Regions from separate parts of the Homo sapiens genome. Here all the other regions are linked to region 2. The links are chromatin loops, found by intact Hi-C in ENCODE. Cell type or tissue: ascending aorta. All regions are shown on one strand. Region 1 has its middle 59 kb from the start of SMOC2. Region 2 overlaps SMOC2 (SPARC related modular calcium binding 2). Region 3 overlaps SMOC2 (SPARC related modular calcium binding 2).

The links. Peaks named below come from ENCODE experiments on the same cell type or tissue, not always from the same donor. Only the 100,000 strongest peaks of a DNase experiment are listed, where the experiment ranks them.
Region 1: a loop joins it to region 2, with 3 times the contacts of the local background. A loop is called at or near these places in 8 of 110 quality-filtered maps.
Region 3: it touches region 2 in a loop (2.2-fold over the local background); 2 of 110 quality-filtered maps call a loop at or near these places.

What each region holds. Positions count from the first base shown.
Region 1 is chr6:168,380,867-168,383,366 of GRCh38, reverse strand. No RefSeq gene overlaps it. Among named protein-coding and RNA genes, the nearest start is that of SMOC2, 59 kb to the left of the region's middle. RefSeq lists an enhancer at 1-328. In ascending aorta, a CTCF peak has its summit at 1,520; no DNase peak of the experiment used is centred here.
Region 2 is chr6:168,523,377-168,525,876 of GRCh38, reverse strand. All of the region lies in intron 2 of SMOC2 (SPARC related modular calcium binding 2), which reads right to left. Among named protein-coding and RNA genes, the nearest start is that of SMOC2, 83 kb to the right of the region's middle. In ascending aorta, a CTCF peak has its summit at 1,010; a DNase peak (open chromatin) is centred at 955; H3K27ac peaks cover 1,510 bases.
Region 3 is chr6:168,573,916-168,576,415 of GRCh38, reverse strand. All of the region lies in intron 7 of SMOC2 (SPARC related modular calcium binding 2), which reads right to left. Among named protein-coding and RNA genes, the nearest start is that of SMOC2, 130 kb to the right of the region's middle. In ascending aorta, no CTCF peak of the experiment used is centred here; a DNase peak (open chromatin) is centred at 1,395; H3K4me3 peaks cover 1,028 bases; H3K27ac peaks cover 2,500 bases.

The DNA.
Region 1 (2,500 bases), 140 kb after region 2:
ATGCAAATATGCATGCATGCACACTCACGCACACATGTATGCATGCACACACGCACACACATGCAAATACGCATGCACACACATGCACACACATGCAGGCATGCAGACACATGCACGTGCACACATGCACACACACATGCAAACGCACATACATGCACACACGCACATGCACATACAAACACATGCACACACGCACGCACACATGCACACGCACATGCACACACGCAAATATACACACATGCAAATATGCATGGATGCACACACTCACGCACACACGCACACACACACATGCACACACACACAAATGGTCCACACTTTCTCCTTCCTTCTGAAGGCCCGTGCAAAATGTCTCCTCAGCACCAATATTGCAGTGTCTAAACCCCATCTGCTGGGTCACCTCTTGTCCTGGAAGCTGACCAAATATTTGATCAGATCACGGAGAAGTCCGCCCCATGTTCTCCCTGGGTACCGAGGCTCAGTACCCTGTGACCACAGCTGGGTGGGGGTGGGGGCTGTCCATAAAATACACCACTGATGGTGGCCTTCCAGGGGTACTGAGGCTTACGGCCCTGTGTCCACAGCTGGATGGGGGTGGAGAGTGTCCATAAAATACGCCACTGATGGTGGCCTTCCAGTGGTGTTTTCAGAAGCAAAGCTAACTCATTGTAGGTTGAGTTCCTGAAGAACTTGCTGCCATCAGCTGACCTGGGCAGCCCTGGCTTTGAATCCCAGCACAGGACTCTGTGACATTAAACAAGGGAGTTAGCCTCTGTGAAATCCTGTCTCCATGTCTGTAAAATTAGGACATTAATGCCGGCTCACCAGGATTTTAAATTTTAAATTACGTGGAATAAGCAGCGAGTGCATGACAGAATTCTTAGGCTCTCACACGTGCCCAGCACAAAGTAATTCCTGCCTCTTTCCCCTAAAGCTTTCACCTCCCAGACTTCACGGTCCTGGTTCTACCTAATTTGCCACAGCCCTTTAGTTTGAGTAACAGCTGCGTAGGGCACTTCTGAAGGTTTGGAGAACCCTTGGCGACGTTACCCAGCAAAGCACCGGGCGTTATGAACAACACAGGCAAGCGTATGCAGCTGGGGGCGTCAGACAGAAAGCAGCAGGCGGGGGGCTCACCTGCAAGCGCATGCAGCCAGGGGCATCAGACAGAAAGTGGCAGGCAGGGGGGTCGGGAGCATTTCAAATGGACCTATGTCACAATTGCGTCTCAATCCAACCCTGCACCAGCCATCATTTTTGGTTTCTCTCCAGATTAAAAATAATAAGCAGGAAAAATTAAAGACCTATGACCATCCTGGGCAGAAAACCTGTCTATGTGTCCACAGGCCACAGGGCCGCTCTGGGCGGTCACCGGCTGAAAGCCCATGAGGCTCCGAACGGAAAGTTTTGGCACCAGCTCATGCTGTCATTCACGCACTCTCGTGGAGTCCAGCAGCCCTGCCGGCGGTGGGTGGTGGATGGGTGTCTGGTGGAAACGTGACCACATCGTGGAGTCCAGCAGCCCTGCTGGCAGTGGGTGGTAGATGGGTGTCTTGTGGAAATGTGACAGCAGGTGACTCATGGCTCCCGTATTGGGCTCTTGTATTTTCTTTGAATGAATGTCACTCACTGTCTTGCAGATGCCCACAGCCTGGCAGTAGGTAATTTTCTAAACAAGGACCGTGGAGCTTGAGTGTAGGGAGGGCATGGGTGGCAGCAATGGCCGGCGCTTGGCAGGCCTGATTAATTCACCTTTTTAGCATGGCTTGGGTGAGAGGCCATTGGAAATTCTTCCTTAATTATGAAGAAATTAACATGGAAGGTTTGTACCTGTCAGAATGCACACAACTTCAACATGAAGGACACGGCTTACCCAGTGTGGAAGGCTGAATCATGATGCCCGCGGTGCCATGCCCTAATTCCCAGAATCTGATGCCCGCAGTGCCACGCCCTAATTCCTGGAATCTGATGCCCGTGGTGCCACGCCCTGATCCCTGGAACCTGGGGATGTGGCCTTGCGTGGCAAAAGGGACTTTGCAGATGTGATTGAGGAAAGGGCCCACAGAGGAAAGATGACCCTGATGATCTGGGTGGGCCCTAAATTTCCCGAATTAATCACAGGCGTCCCTGGAAAAGACAGGCAGAGGGCCGCTGACCTCAGGAGAGGGAAGGGGCCCTGGTGTCAGGGGCAGGGGTTGAAGCGATGTCCTCTGAAGATAGCGGGGGCCAGGAGTCGAGGACCACGGTGGCCTTGGAAGCTGGAACAGGCAGGAAGGGGTTCTCCTGGAGCCTCCAGAAGGGGCCACCCCTGTGGACACTTTGACTTGGGCCCAGTGGGACTAATTTCTGGCCCACGGAACTACAAGATGGTAGATTTGTGTTGTTTTGAGCCACCAAATGTGTGTGGTTTTTGCAGCTGCAGTGGGAAAATCACACGCCCCATGTCATGAGTGCATCGCCCAGCAGGGCTGCGTGGGACTCGGGCTATGTGGGACTCGGACTC
Region 2 (2,500 bases):
GGAAGTGACTGAGGGGCGGGGGTCTCAGGACGCACGCGGTGGGACTTCCAACCACAGCTGCAGCCCAGGGCACCGTCCCACTGAGACCAGCCTGAGAGGAGAGCGTGGCTCGTCCCTTTTCTCTGTTTCCCGTCCTGCCTCTTCCACCTTCACATGGAAATCTGACTGTCAGGTGGATAAAAGGGTCAGGTCTTCTTAGAAAGCCTCATCCTCTGCCCCAGAGGCTCCACATCCCACCTTCCCAACAACACAGATTTCACAGAAGGCGCAACGTCACTGCTACTACTTAAGAAGACACCCCAAGGATGAGCAAAACTGGAAAAGTCTTTAGACTTCCAGGCATATCTAAGCTCACTGTGGAAAAAAACTAATTCAGAAATACAGAGACATGAAAAGCAGTAATGCAGGATCCGTGTGTGCCACAAGCAGGCCTTGTTTCTCCCTAACTTGCACAATCAGGGCCAGGTTAAGACACGTGAGGACCACAAAGTCGGTTGCTTACTGAAGCTCTTCTCAGCCTTCCAGCCCAGGGAGTGAAAGCTGTGAGCCCAGCATCAACCAGGCCCATCTTTCAGTGCCCCCAGGGGGAAAAGGCTTGTCCTAAGAACAGCCTCCCACCACAGGAGACGACGTCACGTTGGCTGCCATGGGCCGCCTCCCCGGAAGCAGAACACACATGCATGCTTTACTTCTTGGGACCATCACACCATATAGCTTATTTGAATTTTAAAACTTGAAAAAATGGCTTTCCTTTTTAAAAAACGTATTTCCAGATTTCAATCACAAGTGCCTGCATCTTGAGAGAGCACAAAGGCCGTCTCGACTCCAAGGACTCTTCTTCAAATGTTGTTCACTTCCGTCTTCAGATGGTGACTTTTTGACTCCCTCGTGGTTAAAGTGCTGGCTATGGCAAAATGCGATCCGATTACCAGCCCTGGGCTCCACCCGTCACAGCGGGCTCCTACAGGCTCCGCCTCTAACAATGCTCCAGGGCCTTTGTGCGACTCCTCTCTGGCTTTTGCAGAACCACCGGCCACATGCTGCATAGAGCATTACGGGCCTACACATCTGAGCAAACGCTCCTCCATGCATCCCAGCTTCATGCCTTCAGCTTTATTCTAAAGTCTGGCCTGGCCAGCCAGCACTCAGCAACATGTGGTTTTAATGCAGTCTGTGTTTTAGCTGAGGAGAAATCACTGCTTTGCTGGACTTCTGTCCTCGTTTTTTAGTATAACCTGTGGTTTTGACTGTCTAAAAAGGAAAAGTGATATGAGTTCCAGCTTGCGAGGTCTCCACGAGGTACAGATGGAGCTATAAATTAGGTCTAATATTTGAGCTATCATGGAACATGCCAAGAAAGCTAAGTTTTCCAAACTCCTGTGGGCTCCATTCTTGGCGTGGACTTCTTTTAAAGACTTCACATTTGCCACTGGTCAGATAGTTCTGAAATCTGCAGCTCTTGGGTTTAATAGAATATTAAATTCCAAGTTTACGTCTAGCCTATGGCAAACTATTTAGTCATAGGAAACAATTAAGACTTAGCATGAAATTACAAGGCCTGCATAAATCATCACTCAAAATAAACCTGCAGTCATCTTATGAAGTAAAACTGCTACAGGGTTGCGGCTTATTCCACAGATTTGCTATTCCTTATTCTGGATATCTCGTGTTAAATCAGGTTCAAGATCTTTACTACAGAGAAGTGCCTGACCAGCATCCGACAAGGTCCATTCTACCGAGAGGCACAAAATTGCCAGAGAATGAGCACTCAGAAACAGTCATGGCCCCCGTGTGTTCTCAATATCACTCTAAGCCATTATATGCTTGATACAGACATACCTTAGACTGAATTAAATGCCCCTCTTTATAAAAATCAAAATGTTAAACACACCCTCAAAATTATACTATTTCCAACTTTCCAACTTTTTAATCGCTTTGAAAGAATGGAATAGGATGCTTCAACACTGTCCCCTGGAAACCTTATTTACAGATGATGATAAATGTCTCTCCTTAATATATTTTTACTCTGTATGATTCTTTGGTTGAGTTAAAAATTAAGCAGAACCCTAACTGTTTAACAGCCTTGTTGAGATTCCACTCTGAACACTTTATGTTTAACTGTTTGATTATTAAATCCCCAGAACATAAGCAACATAATTTTTTAAATTACTGTATGACGGCCAGGTGCGGAGGTTGATGCCTGTAATCCCAGCACTTTGGGAGGCTGAGGTGGGCGCATCACGAGGTCAGGAGATGAAGACCATCCTGGCTAACATGGTGAAACCCCGTCTCTACTAAAAATAAAAATAATAAAAAAAAAAATTAGCCAGGCATGGTGGCAGGCGCCTGTGTTCCCAGCTACTCTGGAGGCTGAGGAAGGAGAATCACTTGAACCTGGGAGGCAGAGATTGCAGTGAGCTGAGATCGCACCACTGCACTCCAGCCTGGGTGACAGAGCAAGACTCTGCCACAAAAAAAAAAGAATTACTGGCCGGGCGCG
Region 3 (2,500 bases), 51 kb before region 2:
CATCTGCTGCCCGACTGGACGTGCCTCAGATCACAACGTGCTTAGTGCAAACATGTTCACTGATGTCAGTAGATACAGCCCATGATTACAAGAGCTTTTTGGGGTCCTTGATGAGTTATAACAGCACAAAAGAATTTTTATATCAAAAAAGTGTGGGAGCTGCTGAATTAGACCATAAACTTGAGCTATTTGAGAATAAGGGTTGTGTGTTATGTATTTACCTGTTTGAATGAGCAGAGTTGAGGAAACCTACACAGGGCTGACTGGTGCACCTGCCCAGCATGGCCTCACCCAGTCTTCACCGCTTGGCACAACTAAATCTGAGCAACCACAACCTGACCAAGGCTAGGGTAGGGAGGGGACAACCAGGTTTCAGACCCAGGCCACCAGGCTCCAAAGTCCTGCCTCTAACCCCAGCCACCCTGCCTCTGTGTCTCATGGCGGGCTGCCTCCTGCCAGCATGTGGCCGACAGGCAGGGGTGCACTGGCCTTCACCTGGGTGCTTGGGAGGGCACCCAAGTCAGTAAAGTCACAATGGTGGAGGATGATCCTGAGAGAGGAACTGAGTGATGATCAAGGAAGTCGGTCATCTTCACCGCAGAGCCGAGACAGTCTGGAGCAGCCACTGGAATTGGCTGGTGTCCTGTCATGTCCCTGAATAAGACAGAGCCAGGGGTATAGCTGGGGCCGGGAGCCTGGCGCAAGTCCGTTAGCTGCAGCAGTGTGGGTGCTATTTAGCATGATTTATTTTTTGGATGTTTTTGGCTGGTTCAAATGGCTCTGCCTGTGTTCTGCATCCCACAGTAAAGACAGACCCTTCGCATGGCTCCGCCTTCAAACTTCACAGAAATACCCACCCCCTGCGAGGAGCTCCCCGTCTTCTGCATCGGGGAACTGAAGGGAAGTTCTGCTGTGTCCACGCTCCTCATTCTGGCTGTTTGCAGGGTCCCCACACCCTGCTCACAGGGGCTCCCCACCCACTACAGTAAAGCGCTATCTATGCATTTATCTTCCCAACAATATTTTACTAGATATGCTAGGAGAGTAAGAGATTTATCCTTATAGGGCTTAGAAAGAAGTCGGGGGGAATCTAAGGAGGGAAAAAATATTCTGCAGGAAACATCCGAAATGCATGTTGAGTGCTCACTTTATAACCTACTGTCATTTTAAGCCACAGAAGAACAGCCTGAAATGTTCAGCAGCAAAAGCGAGCCACTCGGTGCTGAGCTCTTCCCTGTGAGAATTAACACTGGGAGGGGTGTGGCTCCTAAAGGCAGGCCCAGTCCACGCCCGCCCAGCGCTTCGCACAAACCTTTCCCCACAGACACACTTCCTCCCGCCTCCCAGACCAAGGGTGCTGCTAAGCTGGCAGGCCTTCCTGACAAAGACAGAATACCTAAAGAGACTTCTTGGCAGGAGTGTTCGAGTGGAGCAGAGTCTAAATGTTTAGCTTTTGCAGATCAGCAGCACCACAGGAAGCAGCCCCCGCACCCCGGCACGAAGTCACCTAATAAGGCAACATTTTGTTCTGGTTCATGCAAAGGGCGGTGGCCGGCCCCCATGTCACCCTCTGTGCCTAAGTGGTGCTTTTGTTTTGACTTGGAGAAAGGAGGGCCCTCCTGGCTGTCTGAAGTGAGACCAGCATGGAATGTGCCGGTCTTCAGGGAGGTCGGGAAGGACAGAGCGCCGAGTCCGGCAGTTCGGGATGGGTCTGCACCTCATCCTGTGCTGTCACCCACCGGACCCCCTACACACACGGCACAGGAATCCCCCCTGACTCAGGCAGAATTGCTCAGGCCCTTCAGGAGAAATCCGAGCTCTAAACACATCTGCAGACGTTCCAGGCAAACCTCCCTCCTCACCTTTCTCCAGAGCTGCTCTTGCACCCTTTACCTCTGTGATGTGACTTGTTTCAGAATATTCTCCAACTCCCCAAGGCCCGGCGGGAAGGTTCACTCTCCCAGGGATTTCCAGGGCTTCAGGCGACCTCTCCCCTGTGCTGCCCACAGGATCTGCGCCGTGTTCTCCAAGCTCGTTCCTAAGGACGGGGGCTTCCTCCCGGCCTGCTGCCTCAGCCCTGTTCCAGGATGGCTGCTGACCTGCCCTATGGAGGCCCGGCCTGCAGGGTCCTGGAGCAGCCTTCGACCTACCCGCCCTGCCCATGAGCATGCTCAGGGCCTGGCCCCCCTCCCAGCGCTGCCACACCACTCCCATCTTCCTGGTGCTGGATGACAGGTGCCCATGCACTGCTCAGTCCCTGAAGGAGGGTCTCTATCCACAGAGATCACATGTGCAGGGAAAAGACAGCTGCAGGAAATATTGAGTGCGCTTGTTTCCAGCCTCTTTTCCTCGTCTTCTAGGGTGGGCAAGACATTCTTCCCAGTCAGCCCCTGTGGTGGGCGCAAGGCCCGGGTCCACCCATCCCTCCCCCTCCAGAGAAGGGCACGTGCCCCTTATGGCCAGAGAGCACATCCTACCCCACTGGCCACAGCGACTGGTT